2 separate regions of the Homo sapiens genome follow, and region 1 is linked to region 2. The links are chromatin contacts, found by Hi-C in ENCODE. All regions are on one chromosome and are shown on one strand. The core of a region is the stretch at or near the end of the contact, and the rest is flanking DNA. Distances in the headings are between cores, read along the strand shown.

What was found. Hi-C counts contacts between places; a loop is a spot of excess contacts on that map. Pooled maps may share reads with other maps.
Region 1: a loop to region 2 is called in a pooled map, with 3 times the contacts of the local background. The contact joins two enhancer-like sites. A Hi-C loop is called at or near these places in 15 of 168 maps with a recorded cell type or tissue (IMR-90, body of pancreas, heart left ventricle and 12 more) and 2 of 50 pooled maps.

Annotation. Positions count from the first base shown.
Region 1 is chr1:30,378,516-30,382,048 of GRCh38, forward strand. No RefSeq gene overlaps it. Among named protein-coding and RNA genes, the nearest start is that of MATN1-AS1, 340 kb to the right of the region's middle. Within about 2 kb of position 1,337, at least 4 of the 41 ENCODE cell types and tissues checked have a DNase peak (open chromatin) inside an H3K27ac peak, as active enhancers do.
Region 2 is chr1:29,258,117-29,261,314 of GRCh38, forward strand. PTPRU (protein tyrosine phosphatase receptor type U) reads left to right here. Exons shown (of 30, transcript NM_133178.4): 3 at 389-660; 4 at 1,145-1,226; 5 at 1,333-1,448; 6 at 1,754-1,928; 7 at 2,494-2,787. Among named protein-coding and RNA genes, the nearest start is that of PTPRU, 23 kb to the left of the region's middle. Within about 2 kb of position 1,880, at least 5 of the 41 ENCODE cell types and tissues checked have a DNase peak (open chromatin) inside an H3K27ac peak, as active enhancers do.

The DNA.
Region 1 (3,533 bases), core at 87-2,586, 1.1 Mb after region 2:
CAGGGCGGAGAGCGGCTTGCCTGTGGCCACACAGTGACTGATGATGATTGGTTCCTGCTCATCTCGTGCTTCTGATGAAGAAACTTGAAATCATAATCCTAATAATAATCAGCACATGGGCATGTGCTGTGTGCCAGGCACGCACTGAGCACTTTACAGGTGAGATTTCATATCACCCTCACAACCCCCCTATGGGGTGGATGCCACGCTTGGCCCCATTTTACAGATGAGGAAACTGAGGTGCAGAGGGAGAAGGGGCTCATTCAAGGTTCCCCCCAAGGACAGTTCCTCTAACTCCCCTTAGAGCACTTTCCCCAGTGGGTATTTGTATGTTTTGGAATTTTTTAAATTAATATTTGTCCTTCCTGCTGGACACTGGGCTCCAGGTGGTCAGTGGAGGTGTCTGTTTCCCTCCCGATGCCCCGACGTAAACCCAGCCCCAGCACAGTGCTCACTGTGTAATAGGCACTCGATAAGGATTTATGAGAAAGGGTCAAATGAGGTTCAGAGAACTCTAAGGGAAACCAAGTCTCCCGCGGGAATTATGCCCACAACCACATCCTGACTCCCAGCCCCGGCAGCAAGGCAGCTCTGACTCTCGGCCCCTGCAGGCACTGCCTCCCCATCCTCATGTGTGCACATCTGCTAAGTGACTCACGGGCTGGCTCAGAAGGAGTTAACAGCCCAAGTCGCTGGGTTCTGCAAGGCCTGCCAGGCTGGCTGAGCCCCATAATCAAGTCCTGCACAGGGGATAAACAGGCTGCTGGAGGATGGGCAGGCAGGGGTGGGGACCATCTCAAGAACCCTCTCAGGAGGCCTGTGCACTCCGAGGAGAGTCAAATGGACTCCCTCCCCTCCCATGCGCTGGTTCAAAGCGCCGCCGCATTCTTCACCCGCCTTCATCTTTGAAGCAGCCCGGGGGCAGGCTGCTGTCTCCCACATGAGGAAGAGGCCCAGGGAGGGGAGGCGACAGGCTCAAGGCCACGCAGCTGTTTGGTGGTGGAGCTGGACCAAGCTCTGCCGGGGTGGTTGTCAGGACACCGGCCCCGATGTCTCAGCAAGGGTTCCAGCAGGACACAGAAGCCATACAGGGAAAGTTTAATACAAAGAATTATTAACTGCTACAGTGGGTTGGAGTAACAAGGGGTTCGTTAGTGAGGGTGGCGGGGGCACTATGGAATACAGAAACAGCCAATCTGAAGAGCAGCCACTGCTCAGGGGCTAGAGAGGGCCACCAAGGGGGAGGCCCCACGGCTGAAACCCAGGCCCTGTTGGAGAGGGCAGAGTTGTGGCTACTGAATGGACAGGAAGTTGCCATACTGCCACGTGAGTGGAACTTGCTGGAATCTGCCCTCCAGAACTTGTCAGGAATCTACTCTCTAGGATGCCAGAGAAACACCATTTACGGGGAGGTGAATCACGGAAGGCACGTGGCTACAGAACCACCTGAGGGGGTTGCTGGGAGTTGCTGCTGGCCACTGGGAGTTGCTGACCACTGTGCACAGCAGGAGCTGGGCACTGGAGGGGCTGCCTACACTGCAGGAGCTAGGCATGAGAAAGGCCGTGCACTGCAGGAGTTGGACACTAGAGGAGCCACCCGGGCTGCAGGAGCTGGGCACAGGGAAAGACCCTGCACTGCAGGAGCTGTGCACTGGAGGAGCCGCCCACACTGCAGGAGCTGTGCACTGAAGGAGCCACCCGCACTGCGGGAGCTGGGCACTGGAGGAGCCACCCGCACTGCAGGAGCTGGGCACTGGAGGAGCCATCTGAACTGCAGGAGCTGGGCACTGAGGAAGGACTGGCATTGCAGGAGCTGGGAGCTGGTGGGGCTGCCTGTACTACAGGAGCTGGGCCTGGGAATGCTGTCTGCACAGGACCAAGGGAATGCTAGAGAGGCCACATGTGCCAGAAGGCTGGGTGCTGGGGAAGCCACCTGTGCTACAGGACCTGGGACCTAAGGAAGCCAGTCCTGCGGCCATAGCCTGCCTAACCCAGGAAGAAACCAGAACTAGGAAGGAAAGCTCCCTCCTCTTGCAATGTCTCTCTGCTGCCCTCTACTGACCACATTTAATGTCATGCCAACCGGGAAATGAAAAATATTCAGAGTGGTACCCATTTCCACTTTCACAGATCAGGCAACGAGGCGTGAATTGGAGCTGAGAGGCAATAAATTTGTAACTGGCACGGTCCACACCTGCTCACCTTTCATAGACACACTCTACACACATTTGGATTCCCATATAACAGCAACAGAACTCTATCATTTCCATCTCATAAGAGACAGCTATCTGTCTTACAAGGGAACAAGATCCTTCTCCAAAATGAGGAGGCACATGATCCCAAGACTCATTGCATCCACTGCTGGCTATAAATTACTCCTCAAATTCAGTCACAGTTCACTGACTATTCTGTTACTGAAGACTAAATTGTTAAGTTAACTTCCAACCACTTGTATATAGAATAAAAATGGGAAAAAGGAAAAAGAAGAAGAAAGTAGCTAGCATATGTAAGTGAACACAGACATAGAGTAAGCAAATTGAAAACATGCAAATTTTCCTACTTGGTCATGAGGTCATCATTGATATGTATGGCTACCTTTCTCCACCCTTCCTTCCATATTCCCCCCGCCAGCTTCCCCGCCCCCAGTCTCAACCCAAAGCTCAGATGGAGATGTCAGTATTCTCCGCTTGGTGGAGTCACCCAAACTTCCATTACTGAAGGCTCTGCTATCCAGCCTTCATTTGGGCAGGGAGTAGGTTTCTGTGGTTTTCCATTAATCTTTACTATGGGACGTGGGAGCACTAAGAGGCACCTCAGAGAATCCCCTGATTTCAAGACGGGGTCTTCTTCCCGACACTGCAGCAGCATCCCAGTCTCCCACTGGTAATTGGGAGCAATCATTCCAGACAGCAGATTAACCTCTTTCTTCCCTGTTGGTTCAGTGGCACAGGCCCAAAATGGCCAGGTGGCAGTCTCGTTTTCTGATTCAGTGGAACCATTGCTGTGTCCCTGGGAGCTAAGCCCTCTAAGCCAGCAGAGAACACAGTTGCCACAATGTGACCAGGAACAAAGTCCTTGTGGGTGGGTTATTAGGTGTCATTGTGGCAGGAGCCACGCCACCTTCTACCCCTTGTCCCTGAGCCTGGGTGTTCTGACTATGCAGAGACAGCACCGTATTATGGCCTCTGGTTCAAAACACACTCTGTGTCTTGCAAGAAAGAACATTATCTTTTCAGGGTGTGGTCTCCCAATTGGCATCACAACTGAGACTTCAGGAAGCCATTCCACCTTTCAGTCAGGCCAGCCACTTCCAGATGTGTTGTAAGACCAGCTAACCCCACGGACTAGAGCCTGTGACCACGCCTCCTCTGCTGTGGCATGAGCTCCCGGATCAGAGGCAGTGCCATGAGGATGCCATGATGGCAGAAGACATTCTGGGAGTTCACGGAAAATGATGCCAGAGGAGGAAGCATGGGCAGGGAAGGCAAGTTCACACCCAGAACATGGAGGATGACACTCCATGCCCTCCATGA
Region 2 (3,198 bases), core at 630-3,129:
ACCACACCCTGCTAATTTTTGTTTTTTTAGTAGAGACAGGGTTTTACCATATTGGTCAGGCTGGTCTCGAACTGCTGACCTCAGGTGATTCACCCACCTCAGCCTCTCAAAGTGTTGGGATTATAGGCGTGAGCCACCGCGCCCAGCCTTTAAATGGTTTTGACAAAGTCAGGTTTGTGTGTTTTTTACTGCTCCAGGTCTCCTGTGGGAAACAGATGCTAGGAAGTGAAGGGACTCACCCAGGGAGGTGGAGCTGGGGCCAGAACTCAGAATCCCTGACTCCTGGTGGGTCCCGTTGCCTGGAGTCCTCCTCAGTGCTCCCCTTGCCCTGGCCCTGTCCCTCCCCTGAGGTCTCCTCATCTCCTGCCTCTTCCTCCTCTCTTTCCAGGCTCCTACTTGATGGTCAACACTTCCCAGCATGCCCCAGGCCAGCGAGCCCATGTCATCTTCCAGAGCCTGAGCGAGAATGATACCCACTGTGTGCAGTTCAGCTACTTCCTGTACAGCCGGGACGGGCACAGCCCGGGCACCCTGGGCGTCTACGTGCGCGTTAATGGGGGCCCCCTGGGCAGTGCTGTGTGGAATATGACTGGATCCCACGGCCGTCAGTGGCACCAGGCTGAGCTGGCTGTCAGCACTTTCTGGCCCAATGAATATCAGGTGGGCTGGGTTCAGTCAGCGGTCAGCCTGTGCCTGGAGGTGGGGCAGATGGATGTCAAATTGAGGTTGGAGTAGATGAGTGGCTGAAGTTAGAATGTGTCTGCATTCAGTATCAGAGGCAACCTGTGGTCAAGGCCAGGGGTCAGTCTGGGGCCAGTCTGGGTTCAGCATCTGAGGTCATTGTTCCTAGGAATAGCCTCTGGCCCAGGTCAAGGGTGAGTTGGAACAGTGCTGACCTGGAAACTCTGTCTGGCTGCTTGAGGGTAACTGTCCAGGATTTGGGTGGAAACTGGCCTCCACCTTGTTCACTATGGGCGCTGGGACCCCACCCCCAACTAGCTGGCTTGGGAGGGAGGGTCAGTGTGAGCTGGGCTGACCTCTGCTAGTTGAGGCAGAGGAGGCTGAGGCCGAGCTGAAAGTGGGCACCTCCCCAGGCAAGGCTGGAGGAATATCAGTATGATAGGGGCCCTCCCGCCTCCCCCAGGTGCTGTTTGAGGCCCTCATCTCCCCAGACCGCAGGGGCTACATGGGCCTAGATGACATCCTGCTTCTCAGCTACCCCTGCGGTGAGTCCCAGCCCACTGGGGGCGCAGGGGTAAGGGGTGTGGGCGGCCGCGGCTCCTGCCTGCAGGGGGTGCAGGCCCAGCTCACGATGCAGCTCTAACCCCGCAGCAAAGGCCCCACACTTCTCCCGCCTGGGCGACGTGGAGGTCAACGCGGGCCAGAACGCGTCGTTCCAGTGCATGGCCGCGGGCAGAGCGGCCGAGGCCGAACGCTTCCTCTTGCAAGTGAGCGGGAGCGGTGATCTTGGCTGGGGGCGGGGTGGGAGGGGGTTGGTGGCTGCTTCTGGCCCTGACTCCCCCCAGATTGCTGAGTCCCTGCTTCATACTCCAGCACTGCGCACAGCGTCCCGGCCCTCCCCTAGCTCTGCTCTGCGCTTTCTTGGGTCCCCCATTCCCCCAGGTTAGAGCGCGGCTCCAGGAACCTATGTCCGCGCGGTGTAGTAGGGACGGCTAAATGGGGCCCGGGTCAGAGCGAGATCGGGACCCCTCGCTCCGAGGCGCCCCTGACCCCCTCACTCTCTTCCCTGCAGCGGCAGAGCGGGGCGCTGGTGCCGGCGGCGGGCGTGCGGCACATCAGCCACCGGCGCTTCCTGGCCACTTTCCCGCTGGCTGCCGTGAGCCGCGCCGAGCAGGACCTGTACCGCTGTGTGTCCCAGGCCCCGCGCGGCGCGGGCGTCTCTAACTTCGCGGAGCTCATCGTCAAGGGTCAGCTGGTGGACGCCGGGGAGCGCCGGGACCTCACCCTCGAGGGGCGGGGCCGGCGACGGGGGCGGGCTCTGCCCGGGGGCGTGGCCGTGGGGGGTGGGGCCGGCAGGGTGTCGCTGGGGCGCTATCTGAAGATGGGCCTGTGGAAATGGCAGTGGCCCAGCCGGGATGAGATCTGATCTAGGGGTCGGGGCTGGCTTCGAGGGGGACGGACAGGGTCAAGGTGAGAGCCTAAAGAGGGGTGGGGTTCTGGCTGTGTGACTTCTGTGTTGATCCTAGCTGGCCTGCGGTCCGCTCCAGGAGGCGAGGATGTGGGGGATTAGGAGGGGCCTGAGAGAGGGGTTGTGGGCTGATGGGCGAGGGCGGGGTCAGCCTTTGGAGCCAGGTGCCCCTTAGGGCCCGGGATTTAGTGGGGGTAGGAGAGCGGGTCTGGTTGAGGGCTTGGTAGCAGCGTGAGAGGCCCTAGGAGGACGGAGAGGGATTTGGGTGTGGTGGAACTCAGAGTTGGGTGCTGGGGTCTCACAGCAGCATCGGTCCGCCTCGCCTCTCCCCCATCTCCTCGCAGAGCCCCCAACTCCCATCGCGCCCCCACAGCTGCTGCGTGCTGGCCCCACCTACCTCATCATCCAGCTCAACACCAACTCCATCATTGGCGACGGGCCGATCGTGCGCAAGGAGATTGAGTACCGCATGGCGCGCGGGCCCTGGGCTGAGGTGCACGCCGTCAGCCTGCAGACCTACAAGCTGTGGCACCTCGACCCCGACACAGAGTATGAGATCAGCGTGCTGCTCACGCGTCCCGGAGACGGCGGCACTGGCCGCCCTGGGCCACCCCTCATCAGCCGCACCAAATGCGCAGGTGGGTGCAGCAGCTACCCCTGGCCTCAGTCTCTGGTGGGCCCAGGGCTATGGAGGGGCGCATTCGAGAGGTAGCGTGGCCTGTGCTTGTAAACCTTTCTAAAACATTGTGATTTTTCCTCAACCCTTGTTATGGTAAAGATAATGATAGCTAATACTTTACTTTGTGTCAGGCACTTAAACATATCTGTGTGTAGACACACACACAAACCCATATTTATAGATTTAAAACTTACAACACTACCACGATGTAGGTGCTCTTGTCGTACCCATTTTAGATGTGACTGAGGTACAGAGATGTTAAGTGACTGGCCCAAGAGCACACAGCTAGTAAGTGGCAGAGATGGGATTGGAACTCTTGACTGGCTGACTCCAGAATCTGTGTTCTTAATTCTACATCTAGATAAAATAA